3 separate regions of the Homo sapiens genome follow, and all the other regions are linked to region 3. Evidence: chromatin loops called from intact Hi-C (ENCODE). Cell type or tissue: K562. All regions are shown on one strand. Region 1 overlaps NRF1 (nuclear respiratory factor 1). Region 2 overlaps NRF1 (nuclear respiratory factor 1). Region 3 holds the start of LOC105375500 (a long non-coding RNA gene).

Region 1 (8,000 bases), 300 kb after region 3:
CCATAAGCCTTAATAATGTGTTTAGACTTCTGTTCCTTGATTTATCAACTTTAGATGATACCTGTGAAGTTTTTGATGTGAAAAATGAGAATTTAACTCACTTTTTTACCCCTGTCATTATTTGATATTTATATTACTTTGAAAGTCATTTATTAATTATCTTTATAATTTTAAATGATAAACTTTAATTTTTTGATCCATCAACTTCCTGTAGGGCCTCTTAACTTGCCATTTTGGAAAATGGGATTGTAAATACCCCCTTCACGTCCCTCTTTTTATATTCTACCTTCTGATACCTGTACTCAACTTGCATATTGTCTAGGTTATAAAAGGTTAATATTTTTATTCTGTCTTCCATTCACCACCAAGTATTGTGTGCTTTCCTTTATATTTAGATTGCTGTTTTTATTGCATTCGCTTTCTCTGCCTGCTGTGAACATATGCAGAATCATAAGTGTACGATTACTCAAAATGTTTATGTCTTTTAAAAGCTAAGGAAATAATTTGGTATGTGCTTAAAGACTCAGCTTATTTTATTTTTATTTATTTATTTTTTTGAAATGGAATCTCGCTTTGTCACCCAGGCTGGAGTGCAGTGGTGTGATCTCGGCTCTCTGCAACTTCCACATCCCGGGTTCAAGCGATTCTACTGCCTCAGCCTCCCGAGTAGTTGGGACTACAGGTGCGTGCCACCACGCCCAGCTAATTTTTTGTATTTTTAGTAGAGATGGAGTTTCACCATGTTAGCCAGGATGGTCTCGATCTCCTGACCTTGTGATCCACCCGCCTCAGCCTCCCAAAGTGCTGAGATTACAGGTGTGAGCCACCGCACCCAGCCTAGCTTATTTTATTTTTTGAGACAGAGCCTCATTCTGTTGCCTAGGCTGGAGTGCAGTGGCACAACCTCGGCTCACTGCAACCTCCGCCTCCCAGGTTCCAGCAATTCTCCTGCCTCAGCCTCCCTAGTAGCTGGGATTACAGGCACTCGCCACCATGCCCAGCTAATTTTTTGTATTTTTTTTTAGTAGAGACAGGGTTTCACCCAGTTGGCCAGGCTGGTCTTGAACTCCTGACCTCAAGTTATATGCCCGCCTCAGCCTCCCAAAGTGCTGTGATTACAGACGTGAGCCACCGCGCCCAGCCAAGACTCAGCTTATTAAACCATTTATTTACTCATTATTCAAGAGATATTTATTGAATACTAGTTATCATTAACAGTGCTATTTATAATAGTGAGAAATTGGAAATAACCTAAATGACTTCAGAGGATTGGTAAACTAAACTACTGTATGTTCTTACAGGGAATGCTCTGTAGACATTTAAAAAAGATACAAAAATGTTAATAACATGGAATATTTTAATCTATATTAAGTGAAAAAATATTTGTAATACAGTATATACAATATAGGCTCATTTTTGTTTAAAAACAATGAAACAAAACCAACTGTATAAGAAACTAGCAGGGGAAATGCTGGAAGCATATACATAAAATAGTTAACTTGGTAATGTAGCTATCTCAGGTTACAGTGATTTGTGTTTATTTTTAATTCCCCTATATTTTCTCAGTTACCCCCAAAGAACACAAGTCACTTCTAAAAGAATACATTCTTTAAAAAATTTTTTTTTTTTTTTTTTTAAATGAGATAGGGTCCCATTGTTTTCCAGGCTGGAGTACAGTGGTGCAATCTCAAGTCACTGCAACTTCTGCCTCCTGGGCTCACTCCATCCTCCCACCTTAGCCTCCCAAGTAGCTGGGACTACAGGCATGCACTACCACACGCAGCTGGTTTTTGTATTTTTAGTAGAGATGGGGTTTCACCATTTCACCCAGGCTGAGAATACACTTTTTAAACTTAGAGATACAAAATTAGAATTGCCAGTCATAGGTTTTCTTGGAATACACATGCTACAATAATGTAGGAGTACCTGATAAGAATTCAGTAAATATTTGTTGAATGAAGGAGAGAATGATTGAATAGCAGAGATTCCTAGGTCTGTGGTATTGGCACTTAAATACTTTCATAATTTTATCCAGAAACAAATCCTTAGTTCAGTTATTTCAGAAGAAAAATCATGAATTGAGCTGTCCTGCAGAAGCTAGGAAATAGCTTTAACTGGCTGTTGGTTGTGTAGTGACAGATCCAGCAGAATTGAGCCCGCCACTGAAGCAGCCAGGCAACAATGCTGTTTCACAGTATGCAGGATCTGAATAAAAGTGTCCTTTGTGCTTATTTGAGACTGGGGGGCGGGACTTGTGGCAATTTACGTTATTTTTCCATAATGGAAATTGAGGCAGCCTCTAATCCTGCTATCACACATGGCAACTACTTATTTGATTTTTGGTAATTTGGGAGCAGCTGTGGACAAACAATTATTCTGCAAAAAGAGCCATGCCAGCTGCATTCTGACCCAGTTGCAAATGCTTGGGTAGACCAAACTTCCTATTCACCATCTTTCTAAACCAGGGATAGCTTTAACAACTCACCTGCTTTTTATTGATATGTGTAGCTTCTGGTAAGCGTCTACATATTTGAGAATGCACTCTCTAATGCTTTTTTATTGTTGTCACCAACCTTCACTAGGCACCTACTTCATTCAGGCAGTGTGCCAGACACAGGGTTGTAAGCTACAAGATGTTATACAGTGTGGATAGACTGCTTTCATTTTGACAGGTGGGTCAGCATTAGCTTTATTTTTAGTAGACTAAATGGCAGTGTAAAGAAAGAATCTGGTGTGGAGGCAGTTGGGAGCTGTGTTCCTTTGGTCCCCAGACTCCCCCTGAATCTGCTGTCTGCGCGTTCATTGATGTCCCCTTGCTATGCCATGTGCTTTCACAAGCCGTTGCTGCTGCCTGCAGTGCCCTTTTTTTCATTCTGGAGCCTGACGAGCTTCTGACTGTAGACTCTGTCATTTCCTTCAGGATGCCTGCCCCATGTCCTTGCAGTTTTGTCTTCTCTGTGCTCCCTTAACCCTTAGCAAATATCACTAGAATAGGATTTGTTTTTTAAATGGCGAAAGCCTACTTACTTAACTGTATTAATTCAGTCTTTCAGTATACACTTATTTATTTTTTAAGCTCTTATAACCCAGGGGCTTAGAGAGATGTTTCAGTAAAGAAACATAGGAAATTAGGTAGGTAGGGTCATCTATAATGAGTAAAAAGACAGCGTACTTTTGACTGTGAACGTCTGTAGGGCAAGGACAAAACGCTGACAATCTTTATTTCTGTCTCTATAGTGCTGAATTATCACAAGGGACAAATGGCCTGAATAATTGTATGAACCCACTCTATTAGAAATTACCTTCACACTGATAGATAATGGCCTGTGATAAGAAGCAAGTCAAAACTTTTTAGAATGTAGAACTGCACTGTTCAATATAGTAGCCACAAGCCACATATGGCCATTTAATATTAATTAAAATTAAACATTTAATTCCTTATGATCTCATGTGGTCAGTAGTCCACATGTCCAGCTACAGTTTTGGACAGCACACATTTAGAATATTTCCATCATTGCAGAAAGTTCTACCAGACAGTGCTAATCCAGAACCTATAAGAGAGTTGACATATTTTAAGCATTTGATGAAGTACATTGACTTAACTCTTCTCTATGGAAAGATGTTCCGGCAAGCCAAAATTCCCCATGCTGTCTTTACATTTTTTCCTTTGCTTGTGGCACCCTCTAGTGTTCTAGTAATACATAGTCTATTTATAATTTGAATAGAAGAAGATTGGAATATTTTGGAGAATTCTGTATGTGTAGCATTTTTCTAGGGAGGAGCTCTGTAGCTTTCACCCATCCCCAAGAAAGTTTATGATTCAAAAACGATTAAGAACTCTATGATAGAGGTATTTGTATGGTCAAAATTCCTAATGTGATCTGTAAACATTATTTCACCCAGTGTAAAAAAAAAAAAAAAAATCATGTAACTGTCCCTTCAACATTTCTTTGCTGTCCTCATCTTTGTACATGGAATAAGAATAAGTTACACTTATATAGCACTCACTATATACCATGTCCCCTTAAGCCCTTTTTCAAATAGTAATTCATTTTGTCCCCAGTAATTCTATGAAGTAGATTCTGTTATTTTCCTTCATTTGACAGATGTTACAACTAAGACAGAAAAAGTCAAATGAAACTTCTCCAAGTTGCTAGTAAGTGGCAGAGCAAGAAATGGAATACAGTATTCTGGTTCCAGAGTTTGTACCACCCCGCCGGAGAAGTGAGGATGTGTTTAAGTAGGCATGAGGTAGAATGGAGAGGAGACTCTCCAGACACTTGTACATGCTGAGCCCAGTTGTATAATAAGAAAAAAGAATGGTAACTCTAAATCGCTCTTTCCCATGCTGGAAATGATAGCCATTACCCACCACTGATTTTCAGTAGGTCTACGCAGTCCGCTAGGGAGTTAGGATGGTAGATAAAGGTCAAAGGTACCATTGCTACCACATTTTCTTTGGTTTCCAAAAACCTGATCTATTCATCGAGTAATATGACAAATTATTTTCTGTTTGTCAGTGTTATTTCTATGAAGAGACAGTATAGTACTATGATGTTGATTTTGAGGTTTGCAGGAATGTTAGACTTAAAGAGTAGGTCAGATAGACTCACAAACATAAGTTTGTGTTGATATCACCTACTTTCCTGTCTATGCTCCCTTCTCACTTCTAAGTGTCCCATTTCTGTCTGTGTGAAGCATTTTATTTTTATGTATTTATGTATTCTGAGATACAGTTTCACTTTGTTGCCCAGGCTGGAGTGCAGTGGCATCATCTCAACTCACTGCAGCCTCCGCCTCCCGGGTTCAAGCGATTCTCCTGCCTCAGCCTCCCGAGCAGCTGGGACTACAGGCGTGTACCACCACACCCGGCTGATTTTTGTATTTTTAGTAGAGACAGGGTTTCATCATGTTGGCCAGGCTGGTCTTGAACTTCTGACCTCAGCTGATCCACCTGCCTCCCAAGGTGTTAGGATTACAGGCGTGAGCCACCGCGCCAGGCCTGTGAGACATTTTATACTCTATAGCTTAGCATCTTTTTAATGATTCATTAAATTTGAGATTCATCAGTGTCTGAAAACAGAAACTCTAATTGTAGTCTTGTAAAAATGGGCTTCATTTTTTACATCACTTCTTTATTGAGGGTATGAGAATCCCGGATTGCTGCTTACCAGCACTGTATGAGTAATTTTGAATGCAAGTATGTATTTTCTTCTTTAAGTATTAATCGGGGCCTAGAAAACCATGTGTGGCATTTCAGATAATTTAATTCTGGGAACTGGGTACACAGGTGTTACAAGATGAAAGAGCACAAAAGACACTGGGGTAATCCAGATAGGAAGCACTACCACCCCTAGGTTTGGGGGAACAGAAGAGAAGAACCTGGAAGCTCAGAGAGGTCCTCCTGCAGCTGGTAATCTGATCTCCTAGTGGAATGCCATTCAGCTGGTACTCAACCACCAGGAGAGAAGAGGCACAGCTGGAGTTGGGAGGTGCAACACTCCTCTTGCTGGAGCAATGCTGATATTATAACAATGAAAACAGCAAAGAAATCCCTTCTTCTCTCCCCTTCCAGTCTCCCTAGGCAAAACCTAACAGGATACTGGCAGTAAAGTCTGGAAAACATGGTTGGCAGGCTCAGCCCCAGAGCGAGGAATAGTGCAACTCTGACAAGAATAGAAGACAGGGCTTGGAAGTGAGACGGAGAGAGAGAGATAAACAGCAAGCATAACCTTGTAGGAGAGTTACAGAAACTGTAACTGCCTGGGTGTAGCTTTAGTTATTAAAATGTGCAGCTGATTACCCACAATCATTTATCAAAGAGCACATTATGATAGATCTATTCATAGAGACTTTATGGACCCGAGCCCTGACTTCAGTGAGCTTACAGTATTTTCTTTTCTTTTTTTCTTCGAGATGGAGTCGCACCCTGTCGCCCAGGCTGGAGAATGCAGTGGCGCGATCTTGGCTCACTGCAACCTCCGCCTCCCGGGTTCAAGCAATTCTCCTGCCTCAGTCTCCAGAGTAGCTGGGATTACAGTCATGTGCCACCATGTCCGGCTAATTTTTTGTATCTTTAGTAGAGACGGGGTTTTACCATGTTGGCCCGGCTGACTCCAGACCTCGCGATCTGCCCGCCTCTGGCCTCTCGGGATTACGGGCATGAGCCACCATGCCTGGCGCTTACAGTATTTTCATAAAATCATCCACTCATCCCTAAGTCATTATGAAGTTGTGTGGTAAAGCTTTTTTTTCTTTTCTTGCTTTTTTTTTTTTTTTTGAGACAGAGTCTCGCTGTGTTGCCCAGGCTGGAGTGCAGTGGTGCGATCTTTGCTCACTGCAACCTCCGACTCCCAGGTTTAAGTGATTCTCCTGTCTCAGCCTCCAGAATAGCTGGAATTAAAGCCACCACCCCTGGCTAATTTTTGTATTTTTAGTAGAGATAGGGTTTCACCATGTTGGTCAGGCTAGTCTCAAACTTCTGACCTCGCGATCCCCCAGCCTTGGCCTCCCAAAGTGCTGGGATTACAGGCGTGAGCCACCACGCCCAGCCCAAAGCTTATTTTTCTTAAGCATTATATAAAAGCATCATTGTTAACTGGATTATCGTGTTATTAGTATTAAGGAATATTTACAAAGTTAACCTATTGGTATGAAAAATATTTGATTAGTCATACAATTTTGTTAGTTTTAGATGCCGCAAATTAGGAGTTTGTCTTCCTCAAGGCAAGGCCACTTCTAAACTTGAACTGTGCTGTTCTCAGTTCTTAACGTAAGAAGGGAGCTTTATTTATCTAGTGACAGTTTGCTCTAACATGTCATTTAATTTTAATTTTCAAAAGGATCAGTTTGGAAGACTATATCATAGCTATTTGTTTTTAAAGCTCATTTTGTTAAAAGTCAAAGTAATACATTCATATAATAAAAGATGAAATAGAAGGACTTACAATAAAAATCAATAGTCTTTTGCCACTCTTTCCCCATCCCGAGTCCCACTTTTCAGAGACAATTAGCTGTTTTTTGTTTATAGTTTAACTGTTTTGTTTATAGTATCATCAAACAGTAATGCCTCCATAACTCTAAATAATATGTCTATACCACTATTTCTTGATTTATCAAATGGGCATTATTGACTTTTTTTTTTTTTTTTTTTTTTTGAGAAGGAGTCTCGCTCTGTCGCCCAGGCTGGAGTGCAGTGGCACAATCTCGGCTCACTGCAAGCTCCGCCTCCCGGGTTCACGCCATTCTCCTGCCTCTGCCTCCCGAGTAGCTGGGACTACAGGTGCCCGCCACCACGCCCGGCTAACTTTTTGTATTTTTAGTAGAGACGGGGTTTCACCGTGTTAGCCAGGATGGTCTCTACCTCCTGACCTCGTGATCCGCCCTTCTCAGCCTCCCAAAGTGCTGAGATTACAGGCGTGAGCCACCACACCCAGCTTGACTTTCTTTTATGGAATATAAGGTACTTATTTTTTTAGTACTTTTCCTTTCCCTTGTACTTTTGATAGTTACATTGTAATACTGTTTCCATCTCCTGCTAATAATGTCTCCTGACTCCCTCACCATGTAAGGATAGGATATTAATACTCTATACTCCTAGCCATTCTTCCACCTTTCTGTCCCTCTCCCGCCTCCAAATTTCTGTCAGCCTTATCTTTGCTTTTTCATTGTCATGGTTCATAACTTTTACCTGCTGTTTTGTATTATATTTCATTTTCTGTATTTTGGTCTGTAGTCGGGGTCTGGAGATGGAACTACATGTACAACTATAGCTTCATTTTTTTTTTTTTTCAACTGTAGAGCCCAGTGGTGTGGGAGGGTATTTTTTTTCTTTCCATGTCTGATATCATCACTCATACACTCTTTGAAAGAGAATTATCCTAGGTCAAATGGATTTTTCTTTTCTTATGTTCCATTTTTACTCACAATTAAGCCACATTTTACTTTGATTCTATTTTCACTCTGACTTGAGCTGTGGAATTGTTTTTAATTTTTACTGC
Region 2 (8,000 bases), 290 kb after region 3:
CAGTCCTTCCACCTGAGCCTCCTGAATAGCTGGGATCACAAGCGTGCGCCACCATGCCTTCCTTCTTTTTAATTTTTTTGTAGAGATGGGGTCTCCCTATGTTGCCAAGGCTGGTTTTAAATTTTTTCTAGAAACGAGGTCTCGCTATATTGCCCAGGCTGGTCTTAAATTCCTAGCTCAATCAGTTCTCCCACCTTGGCCTCCTAAAGTGTTGGGATTATAGGTGTGAGCCATGGAGGCTGGCCAGGAACTTGATTTTCAGGGAGAAGCCTATTCAGTGTTTCCTTGGACTTCCTCAGCCTGGTTTTATCATAGCATATTATAAGATGATAAACTGAAACCATCTGATTTGAAATCACCAACCTGGGAAATACCAGTCAGAAATTAATTCTATTTTTATGACATTCTTAAAAGACTGTTTAAAACTGACCAAAGTAAAAAATCTTCTTTTAGAGTTATAAGTGTGTAAAAAAAGGCATATTCAAAATAATGTATATATTTAAGTTTACTGGACAGATTTAAATTTGTGTTCTTTGTGTAAGGCATAGATTGGAATGTTTGCTACAGGTATTTTTTGGAACACGGATTTCAGATTGCTGTTTGCTTATAAATATGCATGACTGCTGACCTTCAGAACTGCTTTAAATTTCTCAAAAAATTTTCTCATTATATGCCAGGCTTAGTGGCTTGTGTCTGTAATCCCAGCTACTTGGGAGGCTAAGTCAGGAGGACTGCTTGAGGCCAGTAGTTCGAGACCAGACTGGGCAACATAATAAGACTGCATCTCTAAAAAAATTTTAAAAATTAGCTGAGCGTGGGTAATGTGCACGTAGTCCCAGCTGCTTGGGAGGTTGAGGCTGAAGGATTGCTTGAGCCTAGGAGTTTGAGGCTACAGTGAGGTGTGATCATGCCACTGCACTCCAGCCTGGATGACAAAGGGAGACCCTGTCTCTTAAAAGAATTTTCTTATTATAATAGATACATTTATCTCTGATTTACTCAGTACTATAACCCCATTTAAGTAGTTTGAAGAGATTAGGGTTAAGTCCTACTGTTTTTAGTATGACTACAGTAGTTGCCACTTTAAACAATTTTTGAAATACTTTAGGCATAAAAAAGGATATAGAACAATATAATAAATTCCATATACCTACTACCTAAAGTAATAAAAATCACAGTTATTGTTGAAGCTTATTGGGCACCCCTTCCCCATCCTAGTCCTCTCCCTTCCCAGCTGTGACCATTATTCTCAATTTGATATTTATTCTCTCCCTGCATTTTTACAAACTTTTTCTGTATATATATATGTATCCACTGAAAAAAAAAACAATGTTTGGATTGCAGGGAAAACTAAAAAGTGTAATATTGTTTTATATGTTTTTAAGCTTTGTATAAGAGGTTAAACTTTATTGGTACATGTAGTTATAGTTTACTCACTTTAAATGCTGTAGATATTTGATATAATGGAGTGTGAAAGTAATACATGTTTTTTGTAGGGAATTTTAAAAATAAAGGGAAGTATGAAGATGATAAAAATTTGTAGCCCAGCTATCCAGAGATACTACAGTCAATATTTTGGTTTTTTCCTTTGCTTCTTGTCTTCCCACTTATGTATGTATTTTTTGGTACCCTTTAATATAAAAGGGACCCAGTTTTAAGGATTACATAAAATTGCAAAACAGCTACATAAAGCCTGTAATCCCATTTTAATTGATTCTTAGTTGAAAAGGGGGAAAGAAAATGAATGAGCATTATATATCAGACATACTTGGTAAATTTACTACCTATACCAGATATTGATAGTCTATTTCTTAATATGCAAACACCATAGAAGTGGCATCTGGAAAGAGGCTGTATTACTGAACATGCTTTTAAATTTATATGAGATTTTTCTAGTAAACAAATTTTCCAGATAGGTGATGCTTATCTTTTTAAACGTTAAATACTGTTTTGGTTTTAACCATTTTTTATGGGAAAAAGGAAAATAAAAAGCCTACAAGTATTTCTGTGCTCATTAAGCCAGAATACTGTGGTGTGCTTATAATTTTATCTTTTCTTGGCAACTTGATGTCACTGTGGAAAGCACTGATTACTGAACTGTGTTGTGACTTCTTTTGTTCTAGGTGCCTTTGAACCCTTGTGCACTTTTTAGTTAGATCTTTATTAACATGCTATGCCACTGCAGGGAGGGAGCAGGAAAAGCATGATACACAATTTAAGACAAGTGCCACCATAGGCTACTGTTGGCAAACAAGAGCTCCACCAAACTTTTTAAAGTGAAGAAGCAACAGTCTGAGCCATTTTTCTCACCAGTGGCAGGAGGGGGAGACTTCCACCAGCAACATGGAATCTTCAGTGGATGCAGCTGACCAACCCTCCTGACTTCTCAGTCTTTTCCCACCACTGCTCACCCTTTATGTTCAGATGTATTCAGCACTAGATAACCATACTTATTAACTATAAGTGATGTGTGTGTGTGTGTATGTGTATATATATATAAAACTGTACTTTAAGAATAAATATATATAAACTATATGTGTAACAAATTTATAATATATAAACTATAAATCTGTGAAAGTATTCAGCATTATATAACGGCAGGCTGTGGTGATTTAGATTGGTGGAGCTCCTGACCATGCCTGAAAATCCCTGTACCCCACTTTGACCGTGATTTTTTAAGGGAATATTGTTTTTTTACATCTGTATTTAAAAAAAAAAAAAGATATATATATATATATATACACACACACACACACACACACACTTTATTTTTTAGAGCAGTTTTAGCTTTACAGAAAAATTGAGTGGAGAGTATGGAGAGTTACCATATTCTCTCCTACCCATTTCCTTTATTAATATCTTGCTGTTGTGTGGTAGATTTGTTACAGTTGATGAACCAATATTAACAGAAGTCCATAGTTTACATTCAAGTTCATTCTGTGTGTTTGTGCAGTCTGTGGATTTTGACAAATATATAATCATTCAGAATGGTTTCACTAATCCAGAAGTCTCCTGGTGCTCCTGTCTTCCCTCCTTTCTCTAACCCCTGACAACTATTTTTTTTTACTGTCTCCATAGTTTTGCCTTTTCCAAAAATGTCCTATGGTTGGAATCATACAAATGTAGCCTTTTCAGATTGGCTTCTGTCACTAAGCAATATGTATTTAATGGCTTGATAACTTTTCATGGCTTGATAACTCATTTCTTTTTAATGCTGAATAATATTTCACTGTATGGATGTACCACAAGTTGTTTATCATTCACATACTGAGTAACATCTTGGTTGTGTTCAAGTTTTAGCAATTGTGAATAAAACTGCTGTGAATATTTATTTGTGTGCTGGTTTTTGTGTGGACATAAGTTTCAGCATATTTGAGTAAATACCAAGGAGTGCAGTTGTTGGATCCTATGGTAAGACTATGTTTAGTTTTGTAAGAAATTGCCAAACAGGCTTCCAAAGTGGCTGATGTATATATTTTCAGGTTGCTCGTGTGTTTTTCAAAAACACCTTACTCAGGTATATTGATGGACTGCTTGCCCTGTGATAGGATTACAAGTAATTGAGGTCTGTGGGGCTGGTTGTCCCTACATAAATAATACCAGCTGGTTGTACTTCGCTTGTTCTTGTTTGCTTTCTCTTTTCTTTATCTATTTTTTTCCTTTTCCATGTGTTTTTACTCTCTTTATCTTGCTTTACCAGTTCTGCTTTGTCCTCAGAAATCAGAGGACTGCATTTGTTGGAATAGTGTATAAATTTAAAAGGCAAAATAAAACAAGTCCAAGTCCTTTCTCAGGGTCTCTAGGCGGTTGGGGATGGTTGAGATTGTAGCATTAAGTAAGGTATTGTTGGAGCATTAATTTGACTATATAGAATATAATCTTCAGAGATGGGAAAAGGGAAACAATACGTTAATAAAACTTGCTTTCCTTTGTAATTTGTTAATTATAGGGCAACTGTATAAAATGTTTTAAGACTATGATAGCAGAAGAGTTTTGGTTTTTTTCCTACCTTTCTCTGGGAGAGCTTTTCAGCTTCTACTGTTACAGTTTTTGTTTGTTTGTTTGTTTTTTAAGCACACCACCTTTGGGAGTGTTACAGTTCTTTAAAGAGGACCGAGCCTTTGCTTAAGGCTAGCTTCATACTGTTTGTATAATTCTGTTTGTATGTGCATTTGTACATACCCCCAGCTGCAGCAGAATATCAATAGATTCTGTTCTCCCAGGAGAAGGGCAAGGACTGTATCCAATCTTATCTGGGGTATGTATCCAAATGACCTAAGACAGTCTTCCTAATAAACACTTTTGGACCGCAGGGTTCAGACTCTCCTGGGGTGGAATCTTTTTTTGTTACCTTTCTTTCTGCCTGCTCGTTTAAGTCAGGATGCATGCAAGGCCCACGTCTCCAGTGCCCCCAAGTGGTTGTCTAGGTTTTGCAAGAGGACATCTAGTGATGGGAGAACTCACTGCTTCCAGCCACTCTGTCTATACACCCCGTTAGAAAAATGATCTGTTGACCAGAATTTTGCCATAATTTCCTACCTTTTTTTTTTATTAGGGTCACAGACTTAATCTAATTCCTCTTCCTCATAATGGTCTTTTAATATTTTATGAGAGAGATTCCTAAAGTCCTTCTTTAGATTTAAACACCTCTTATTTTTCTAACTATTCATTAATTAAGCATTTTCATAGTCCCAGTGAAATGTAACGGGCTTTTTCTCGTATCTTTAAAAGTGGAGTGCCCAGGGCTAAGTACAGGAGTGGTCTTTGTTCACATTGTGCATATGTTGCTTGTCATGTGATACTTTTTTTTCCAGACTAAATTTACTGTGAGCCAGTGTTTCTGAATCTTTTTACTTTCTCTGTGATGATGACACAAGTCTCCATCATCCTGTTTTTGTTCAATGGATTGTGGGTTTTTTTCCTTTTTTTTCAAAACAGAGTCTCACTGTGTTGCCCAGGCTGGAGTACAGTGGTGTGATCTCGGCTCACTGCAACCTCCATCTCCTGGGTTCAAGCGATTCTTGTGTCTCAGCCTCTCAAATAGCTGGGATTACAGGTGTGTGCCCCACACCCGACTAATTTTTGTATTTTTAGTAGAGATGGGGTCTCACCATGTTGGCCAGGCTGGTCTCAAACTCCTGACCTCAAACTGCTGACCTCAGGTGATCTGCCTACCTTGGCCTCCCAAAGTGCTGGGATTACAGGCGTCAGCCACTGCACCTGGCTTTTCAATGGGTTTTTTTAGAACAAAGTTTAGAATGATATGTTTATGCCTGTGAACATTTATCTTGTTAGATTATGCTCACTAAGCCATTGGGGTGTTTGGGGAATTTGATCAATGTATCTTTTCTGTCTCTTTTCAGTTTCGAAAACTATCCCTCTGCTGCTGCTTTTCTTCCACTTGTCTTTTCTCAATAGCTGATTCTAGTTTGTGTTGCTTCGATAGATACGTATGGCTAAACATAAACCTTAGACAATAGAAAAACGTATTCATTTGCAAAGCTGCCAGGGTGTTTGGAGTGCTTGAATCATATTGAACTTCAAGAACCATTATGTTTCTTTGTCTTTTTGACAGTTATTGGAGCCAATTTGTGTGTTTTCAGTTTCTCTTAAACTTTCAGTATGTATTTGAAAAGCTTGCAGGCCCCAGTTACTGTGTCTATAATGCCTAGTAAGTAAAATGACCCACAGACCAGTCAATAAGACAGGGCTTAACAGGAGAGTAATCCTTGGTCCTCAGTTTCCCAACTGTACAGTGAAATACTTGGATTAATCACCATGTTTCCACTTGTGCTCTGGAGTTCTGAGTGGTGAGGAGGATGAATGGCTTTAACTCTCTGCATTCCCATACCCTTCAATAGAAGAAATTCCACTGTTACCTTACATTTTGAGGTTCTGTACAGGATTCTGCTTAAAGAAAAGGCTCTGCTGAAAAAAAAAAAAAAGAAGAAGAAGATTCATTGGAAACCCCTGCAAAAAAGCAAGGAAGAAAATGGCTCCCAGAGGACACTGGGCAGCTTGGAAAGTCTGTATGTGTCCCTGATTTCATGAGTTTGGAGGCCTCTGGTATTTCATTTGGTAAAAAGAAGAAGAGCTTATGCTGTTTGTCTTTTCTTTCTCAAACCTGGACATAACAATGGTTATAAAAGTAATCACAGTCTTATTATTTTGAAGGGAGAAATAAATCTATAAAGCAGAAATAAAGTTTTTATAATCCATAATTCTATTTTGCATAGATAAAAAGTATTCTTAATAGTTTTAGTATATCTTTTGAAATTATTTTGTTTGTCCACAACCATATTTATTTACACTTAAAAAAATGAGACCACACTCATTCTAGCAGATTTTATAACCTGTTGTTTTCAATTTCCATCATTTTATGGATTTTTTTGTGTGTCAATACACATAAATCTATTTCATCCTTTAAGACAAGCTTATCCAACCCGCAGCCCACAAGCTGCATGCGGCCCAGGATGCCTTTGAATGTAGCCCAACACAAATTCATAAACTTTCTTAAAACATTATGAGATTTTTTTGTGATTTTATTTTTTGTTTTTTTTTTTCTAAGCTCATCAGCTATCGTTAGTGTTAGTGTATTTTATGTGTGGCCCAAGACAATTCTTCCAACGTGGCCTGGGGAAGCCAGAAGATTGGACACCTCTGCTTTAAGGCTTCTGTGATATTTCTCTGTACCAAGAGTTAATATTCCTTGTTGCACAGCACATGGAGTCTATTCTAAAGTAGACTCTAGTTTTTTTTGTACATTGCTACTGGCACAGTTTTTTTTTTTTCAATAGTTCACTCTTTTTGGGGGTTGTGATATGTGGTGTTTTTTTCTGGTTGCTTCCTTTTCCTCTGGTTTGACTACAGATCAAGACCTGTGTTATCCCAGTCAAGCTACAGATACAGATTGCCCTTTTCTTTCAGACAATAGCTCTAATTTAATGTCCCCTTTCATAGTTACAAGTCTGTTCTTCAGAACAAAATCTTGGCAGCCAGAATTATACTTGACACTTTATTCCAGCATATTACTGCTGGCGAGAAAGACGGTTGACTTGTTTTGACCCAAGTGAGCTTAGTTCTAAGAGACTAGGAAGGTGGATGATGAGCAGCTTTTGGTGGTTTGACAGCCAGCTGCAGGACATCCATTGTGGCCAGGACCGAGTAGCTGCTGATAAATGTGGGTATGGTAAATTACATTTGATGGCCTCTTTTCCCCTTCTGTTTTTGAGAATTTTATCAAAGATTACACTGAGAAAGTGGTATTGAGAAAAATATTTTTTATTCTTATGGGATAATTATTCTCTTCTCTAGCCTATACTTCTTGTAAATGGCAACATTGGTAGTAGTCATGGAAAAATTTTGGTGATTGGTTTTTTTAAACAGGAAATATAGTGTAAATGTTATTTAGGTAGTTTTGATTTCTTTAGGAACTTAGGTAGCATTTCTCCCCTCCTTCTGTGAGTTTAGTGATATCTTTTATAGACTTAAATTCTAAAATGGAGATGTTATGCCTAGTTTTAGGTAAAGGCATTTTAATTTTATGTTCAATTACTTTCTAAATTTTGCTTTAGTCTTGAAATATAATATGCTTTTTTACTTTAACATCCTTGTGTAGGATTCTAATTTGATTTTTTTTCCTTCTTACTACTGTGCCTCTAATTTTGATTATATGGCATCTTTAATTTTCTAAGTAATTCAAGATACAGTTTATCTCAATGAATTAACTCACAAAGTAAATATGGGAATTTTTTTTGGGACAGGTTCTCACTCTGTCCCCCAGGCTGCAGTGCAGTGACACAGTCTCTGCTTACTGCAGCCTCGACCTCCATGGCTTTACTGATCCTCCCTTCTCAGCCTCCCGAGTAGCTGGGATTATAGGCGTGCGCCACCATGCCTGGCTAATTATTGTGTTTTTAGTAGAGATGGGGTTTCACTATTTTGGCCAGGCTGCTCTCAAACTCCTGACAATTTATGGGGATTTTGGTTATTTGATCTTG
Region 3 (8,000 bases):
CACGCCATTCTTCTGCCTCAGCCTCCCTAGCAGCTGGGACTACAGGCGCACTCCGCCACGCTTGGCTTATTTTTTGTATTTTTTTTTAGTAGAGGCAGGGTTTCACCGTGTTAGCCAGGATGGTCTCGATCTCCTGACCTTGTGATCCGCCCGCCTTGGCCTCCCAAACTGCTGGGATTACAGGCATGAGCCACCGCGCCTGGCCCCTTTTCCTCTGTTCTTTATGACTTTCTGTCCTGATCTGCCAGTTTAAAAAAAATAGTTTTTCAGGCCGGGCGCGGTGGCTCACGCCTGTAATCCCAGCTCTTTGGGAGGCCAAGACGGGCGGATCACGAGGTCAGGACATCGAGACCATCCTGGCTAACACGGTGAAACCCCGTCTCTACTAAAAATACAAAAAAATTAGCCGGGCGTGGTGGCAGTTGCCTATAGTCCCAGCTACTCCGGAGGCTGAGGCAGGAGAATGGCGTGAACTCGGGAGGCGGAACTTGCAGTGAGCCGAGATCGCGCCACTGCACTCCAGCCTGGGAGACAGAGCGAGACTCCGTCTCAAAAAAAAAAAAAAAAAATTTCTCCCCTTTGTCGTTTTATCTACTGTTTATAAAATTGTTTTTAACTTCCTCTTCCAATTCTTCTGTTGAAATTTTAAATTCCATTATTTTTAATTTCTAAGAACTGCTTTTACCCATTTGAGTTTTTTAAAAATTATGAATTGTTGAATTTTATCAAATGCTTTTTCTATATCTATTGAGATCATATGATATTTTCTCCTTTAATCCATTATGGTGGTAATTCTACAAAGTAGTATTTTAAATGTTTAATCACTCTTGAATACTTTGGATAAGCTTATATGATCATGCTTTTTTTACATTGCTGTGTTAGTTTGCTATTTTGTTCATGAGCTCATATTTTGTATATATATCTGTGTCCATGATTGAAATCAGTATATAATTTTCCTTTGTTGTACTGCCCTTGTCTGGTTTTGGAATCAAGGTTATGCTGGTTTGATCAAAAGTTGGCTGGGGCTGCAAATTATACTGACAAAAGACAAATTAACAAGAGAAAAACAAAGTTTTTCTTTTCTTTTCTTCAAAGTTTATGCATGGCACATACATAAGGAGAGCTCAGTGATGAGTAACTCAAAGAGGTAGTTAGAACTTGGGGTTACATAGCATCTTAGCAAAGAATAGAAATTTTTTAGAGAAGTGACAAGACAAAGGAAAAGGACATTGAGCTTCTAGGGGTAGCAAGTGTGGGAACACAAATATATGGAGAAACTAGGTAGATAAAGGCTAGTTAGCAAGGTTTGTTTGTGTTGACTCTCAGTGCCATCCTTTCTCCAGTGATGAGGCTTTTTATCTCCTTCCTGGTAAGGGAAGTGGTTGGGGGACACTTTCACAAGGGTAGAGGAAAGGTGGATGTGGGGAGGGAGGCTGAGAACTTCTGTGTCTGCTTTTTCTCAACTGCCTTCAGTGTGAAATAGTTCTTATGCCAGGGTAGCATACTCTGAACCCCTTCGTTAGAATTAACTAAAAGCATAGCATATAATTCTTTGGTACCACTTACCAGAGAAAGAAAGGGAAAGTATAGGAATGAAGAGATCTGGCGGCGGCAGTGGCTGGCAGGGTGGTGATGGAGGTGGGAGGCAGATGAAGATGGAATGGAGGACTGAGTATGTGTAAGTCATTGATAGCAGTAAAAGTGACTATTGTCCCCAAAGCTTTCTTGTCGAATGCCTGTGAATTTCGAGGGTGGGAATAACACACTCATGGTTATCATATGAAACCTATTTGTGGCAAGATAGTAGAAATAAAACAAACTGTGTAATCTGTCCACGATCTTGAGAATTTACCAACACTTGGGAAAAAATAGCAAGTGCTTAAAGAGAAGAATATCAGTGTAAAGGAGCATGGACTACAAGTCTGTTAAGTGGTACAGGCAGTAATTACAACCATTAAACCACTCAGAAGAATGGTTTATCTCCAGGGTTATAAAGGTAAAGCTTTATGTGGGAACCAGCATGTACTTTGGCATTAAGAGAAGGGAAGGAGAACAGAAAGTAAATAGAAAGAGTTTAATAAGAAGGAGACAGAGCAGGCATTTTAAACTGAGGAAATTATATGCAAAAGTACAGGGGTGGAGTTGGGAAGGGACACCAGTGTTGAAGTATTCCTGTTACTTGTTGGTATCATCATTCACCCTATCAGCTGGTAGGAGAGCACCAGAAACCCAAGTCTTCTTAGACTCCTCCTCCCCATTAACTCAAAGGTAATATCCAGAAGAAACAAAGAACATTTGTGGAAGGAGAGTAAGAGTCATGACTCAGTTTTGATCCTAAGTGACCAGAATAATAGATTTTAAAAATATATGGGTAGGGAGGTAGTTTGAAGGAGACAATAATGAAGAGAGAGACCCTTTCCTTTAAAATAGGAATAAAGAAGCAAAAGGTAGGTGAATATACCAAGAACTTCCAATTAAAAGATGAGGGAACTTGTAGTAATCTCCCTTCTGTGTGTTAGAGAATGCGGCTATGTAGCTTTGTACCTTGAGGGACTTAACAAGGGTTAATTATAATCAACTGTTGAAACACACTGTTCTAAACGCAGTATTATTCACTTGCCACCTATTTTGGGAGTTCATGTATAAGCATATAAAATTACCATTAGACTGTTTCAAAGTGGTAGACCTTATTTTAAAGTAAGAGCATTTATTTTACATGTTTAAAATAAGGGATATGTAAATCTTTCCTTTCTCCCTACTCACCTCTGTTCACCACAGGCAGTCATTGTTGACATCATCTTGTGCTTCATTCTAGAAAAATTTGGCATATATGTATATAATATTACACGTTATGTGTTACAAGTATATATTAACATACATATCTTGATAATGTATTTATACTATGTATCTTGAAACAATTTCATTTACATCTTTTAATTATGTGAAATCTTTTCTCTTTTCCTTTGGCCTCTGGCCCCATTTCCTTTATATAGGGAAGTATACTATGGGGATATAAATTCCAAATACCTGTTTTGTTTGTCTATCCAATTTTCTATTTCATTGCATTCACATTGGATTAAAGTTGCTTAAAATAGCAAAACATTTTCCTTTTTTATTTAAAATTTTTTGTCTTAAAAAGCATGAGGAGAAGGCATGGAAATATTAGTCACATTTCTTGGTATTCAATATTCCTGTGAGTAGTGTTTATTAAAAGCTCATCTTTCTTGCTTGGCATATCCGTACAGTTTCCTCCCACTAGAGGGCACTAGGATATTGTTTGTTTTTAGTGGTCTGTTTATGATGAACTTAGCATTAATTTTCATATGTTTTCTTATTTGTCCTGCATTATAATAGGAATTAAATTGTCATGCTGATGTCACTTTGTTAGCGATATATGGACAATTAAGGCACCTTCCCTGCTATCAATTATGACTTCGAAGACTATTTTGTGCTTAATACTTAAGAAGAAAGGGAGAGGGGGAGCTTAGAGCAATGGGAAGTTCCAGAAATAGACCTCTACCTATAGAATGAACTGGATTTTGAAAAAGAAGCCAAGATAATTCTGTGGGGAAAAATTTTTCTTTCCAACAAATGGTGCTGGAACAACTAAATACTGTTTGGGGGCAAAGTGAACTTTGTTTCTGATCTCATTCCAAGTATAGAAGTTAACTCAAAATGGATCATAGACTATAGAAAAAAACAAAGGAGAAAATCTTCATGACCTTGGGGTAGGCAAAACTTTCTTTGCACACAAAAAATACTCTAAAAGAAAATGTTTTGATAGAGTTCTCCAAAATTAGAAACTTCTATTCAAAAGACACAGGTAAGTAAATAAAAAGGCAAGCACAGACTGGGAGAAAATATTCACAATACATATACAGAAAAATGACTGGTATTTAGAATTCATATAAAGGAATCTAAAACTCAGTAATAAGATAATCTAGTTTCTTAAATGGAGGAATGATTTGAACAGACATAGCACAGTACATACTATATGAATGCTAATAAGCATATAAGATACTCAACACCACGAGAGAAGTGCAAATTAAAACCACAGTGAGATACTGCACACCTGCTAGAATGGCTAAAATTAAAAAGAGTGACAATAGCTACTACTGATGAGGGTGTGGGACAGTTGTAATGATCATGCATTGCTGGTGTGAAACAGTTTATTATAAATTTAATATATTCTTACCAGGTGACCCAGCAATTTCACCCTTACCTATGCATTTACCCAAGAAAATGAAGCCCATTGTTCACATGAAGACCTATACACAAGTGTCCATGACAGTTTGATTCATAATGGCCCCAAAGTGGAAACAACACCACATGTCCATCAATAAATGAATGGATAAATAAAGTATGGTACACCCATGTAATGTGCTATTCAGCAGTAAAAAAGAATGAACTACTCATATAACAGTATGGATGAATCTCAAAAACATTAAATGAAAGAAGCTAGATATAAAAGAGTATTTTATGATTCCATATGATTTGTATGACGTTCCATAAAAGGCAAATCTATCTATAGTAACAGAACAGATCAGTGGTTGCCTCGGGTTGTGATAGTAGTGAGATGAGTCAGCAACAAAAGAGAAAATAAACTGAAGTAACCAAAAATTATAAGTGTTATGAAGGAAACAAAGCAGGTGGCAGTATGTATAAAGGCCCTAAGTTGGAAAAGAAGACTGTTGATGGAGTATAGTGAACAAAGGAGTGAGTGGTGGGAGAGCTAAATAAGCTACCAGGTCATGCGGAAAGAGTCCTTAAAAGGGGCAGGAAGCGGGGAGGAAAAAAAAGAGTTCTTACTAACTTGACAGGGAACAGACTGTAGCTCAAATAGAAATCCTTCCTTCAGCTGGGCATGGTGGCTCACACCTGTAATCCCAGCACTTTGGGAGGCCGAGGCGGGTGGATCACCTGAGGTCAGGAGTTCGAGACTATCCTGGCTAACATGGTGAAACCCCATCTCTACTAAAAATACGAAAATTAGCCAGGCATGGTGACAGGTGCCTGTAATCCCAGCTACTCGGGAGGTTGAGGCAGGAAAATCACTTGAACCCAGGAGGCAGAGGTTACAGTGAGCCGAGATCATGCCACTGCACTCCAGCCTGGGCCACAGAAAAAAGAAAAGAAAAATTCTGCCTTCAGTGGGAGAGGGTAAGAAGGAAGCTGTGCATATGAGGTTTGCCTGGTGATTGGAAAGGGAGAGAGTTTACATCAGACATTTTTCTGTTTTCTTACATTTATTTTCTTTTTTATATATAAAGTAAGTCTGCCACCTGAAGGTGAAGAAGTTGAGGGGACAAACATACAGTATTCTTTTTGGGAGAGGATAGGGGAGTATGTGCCTACTAAAGAAACTTTGTAAGATGACTGAAGAACTATCGATGCTCATTAGATGTTTAGGAAGGTGATTTTAATATGAAACCTGTCAGCTTAGTCACACATGGTTTTTCTCTTGCAACATGTAACTGCTTGGGCCCAAACATGGAATTAATTAGTATATGTCATCAGAATTTAGGTTTTGCCTGGCAAAAATAATGAAGAGAGTGAAGGTGTTGTTGTGGTTGGCTTGCTTTAGTCTAGACCGTTGATGACTGAGTGAAGGTGTTTCTAGAGTCACATTATCAAGATGGACAGGAAATCTAGGCTAGAAAAGAAGGAAAATGAAACTGGGAAAGAGTTCATGAATAGGAAGACAATGATAGGATCATTGGCTGGAGAACACAGAATTATATACTGGGGCCATTTCTGCAAATGAAGTGGTAGGATAGGATGAAGTGATCTCAGAGTGACTTCCAGGTTTCCGAAATAGAGGCTCAATTATTGACATAGGTAATCCTAGAGGAGGAAGAGCAGGTTTGGGGGGGTAAGATGATGAGTTCAGTTTTGGACAGGCTGTGTTTGAGGAACCTGTGGGATGTATAAGTGGAGATGTCCAATGAGCAATTAAGTATATAGATCTGAGAGATCTGGGCTGTCTAAGTAGAGATTTAGCAGTTATCAGCATATAGATGATAACTGAAACATGGTAACAGAAAAGATTATCAGAGAGGATTTGTGGGATAAGAGAAGGTAAGGGTGTGTAATTTCCTTTTTCTACAACCAGAGTGGTTGTGGTGGTGGTTGGTATTTGGTTTTGTTCCTTTTCCTTCAGTATTGTGTCTCCTTTTTCAAATAAATCCTAGGAAATACAACATGGAATGATGGTAAGAGCAGAGTTAAAGTCCTGTCTTTGCTGTTTCCTACTATGTGCCTTGAGTAGTTAAACTTCTCAGAGCCTCAGTTTTTTCAACTGTTAAAAACAGTGGTATCAAAAGAATGAGAAGACAAACCACAGACGGAGAGAAAATATTTGCATAAGACCTATATGATAAAGGACTGTTATCCAAACTATGAAAAGAGCTCTTAATAATAAGGACACAAACAACCTGATTAAAAAGTGGGCAAAAGACATGGATAGAAAACTCACCAAAGAAGATATATAGATGTCAAATAAGCATCTAAAAAGATGCTCAACATCATATGTCATTAGGGAAGTGCAAATTAAAATCATTTGAAATACCACTACTCATCTATTAAAATGCCAAAATTCAGAACACTGATAACACCAAGTTATCAACACCTAATGAGGATGTGGAGCAAAAGGAACTGATTCGTTGGTGGGTATGCAATATTATACAGCTACTTAAAGACAGTTTGGTAGTTTCCTAGAAAACTAAACATATTCTTACCATACAATCCAGCAATTCCATTCCTTGGTATTTACCTAAAGGAATTGAAAACTTATATCCACACAAAAACCTGCTCACAGGTGTTTATAGCAGCTTTATTTATAATTGCCGAAATTTGGAAGCAATTTTAAAGATGTTCTTCAGTAGGTGAGTGGGTAAATAAACTGTGGTACATCCAGACAATGGAATATTATTCAGTGCTAAAAAGAAATTAGTGATCAAGCTGTGAAAACATATGATAGAAGCTGAAATGCATATTACTAAGTGAAGTAAGCCAACCTGAAAAGGCTACATACTGTATGATTCCAAATATGTGACCTTCTGGTAGAGGAAAAATATGGAGACAGTGAAACGATCAGTGGTTGCCAGGGGCTGGGAGAAGGGAAGGATAAATAGGCAAAGCACAGATTTTTAGGGCCGTGAAATCATCCTGTATAATGCTACAATGATGGGTACACATCATTATACATTTGTCTAAACTCATAGAATGTATAACACCAAGAGGGAACCCAAATGTAAACTGTGGACTTTGGGTGATAAAGATGCGTCAGTGTAGGCTTATTGATTAACTGTAACAGATGTACCACTCTGGTGCAGGTTGTTGACAGTGGGGGAAACTATGTCTTTGACGGGCAGAGGGTATATGGGAACTCTCTTTCTCCTCAATTTTGCTGTGAACCTAAAACTGCTCTTTAAACGTCTATTTTTAAAAACAGAACAGCTGTGATATGAAACTGCATGGAGACAGGTCAAATAACTAAGGACTACTGGTCTAAATTCAGAATCACCCTCAGCTGTATAGGTATTTATGTGTTCACTTGTGGCTTAGCTTACTGCTGCTTAATGGGAAAGTTTTGCTTCCCTTCCTCACCTCTGTTTTTTGTTTTTTTGGTTTTTTTCTTTACAGTGATAGTGAACAATTACAGTCCTTGGAAAGACTGAATTATAGCTTAATGAATGTACAGATACAAATGTCTGGATGTTTATATTGCCAGGGGTAGAAATGACGAGGGAAAACATGCAACCCCCACAATTAAAAGGCGTTTATTTCACTATTCTAAGGAATATTTGAATCTCCTTTCAGTTGTATCCCTTACCTTGTTTACTTTACACCCAAGTGGCATTTCATACTTGAAAGCTTTTCAGATAGATATTACAGTACCAATCTACTTTGGGTACCAGGACCTCCTTCCCCTGTGGATTCCAAAACAATTTCTGAAAATATGGGAGAAGGATCTTCAGTTATACCCACGTATACAAAAT

What was found. Hi-C counts contacts between places; a loop is a spot of excess contacts. Peaks named below come from ENCODE experiments on the same cell type or tissue, not always from the same donor. Only the 100,000 strongest peaks of a DNase experiment are listed, where the experiment ranks them.
Region 1: it touches region 3 in a loop (8-fold over the local background); 16 of 110 quality-filtered maps call a loop at or near these places.
Region 2: it touches region 3 in a loop (4-fold over the local background); 15 of 110 quality-filtered maps call a loop at or near these places.

Annotation. Positions count from the first base shown.
Region 1 is chr7:129,641,141-129,649,140 of GRCh38, forward strand. All of the region lies in intron 1 of NRF1 (nuclear respiratory factor 1), which reads left to right. Among named protein-coding and RNA genes, the nearest start is that of NRF1, 33 kb to the left of the region's middle. In K562, a CTCF peak has its summit at 3,671 (motif pointing left); a DNase peak (open chromatin) is centred at 3,670.
Region 2 is chr7:129,631,322-129,639,321 of GRCh38, forward strand. The region is part of intron 1 of NRF1 (nuclear respiratory factor 1); the gene reads left to right. Among named protein-coding and RNA genes, the nearest start is that of NRF1, 24 kb to the left of the region's middle. In K562, a CTCF peak has its summit at 4,415 (motif pointing left); a DNase peak (open chromatin) is centred at 4,410.
Region 3 is chr7:129,340,017-129,348,016 of GRCh38, forward strand. The region is part of intron 1 of AHCYL2 (adenosylhomocysteinase like 2); the gene reads left to right. It overlaps LOC105375500 (a long non-coding RNA gene), which reads left to right and starts at 761. Exons shown (of 2, transcript XR_927962.3): 1 at 761-8,000. RefSeq lists an enhancer at 1-289. In K562, a CTCF peak has its summit at 3,261 (motif pointing right); a DNase peak (open chromatin) is centred at 3,245.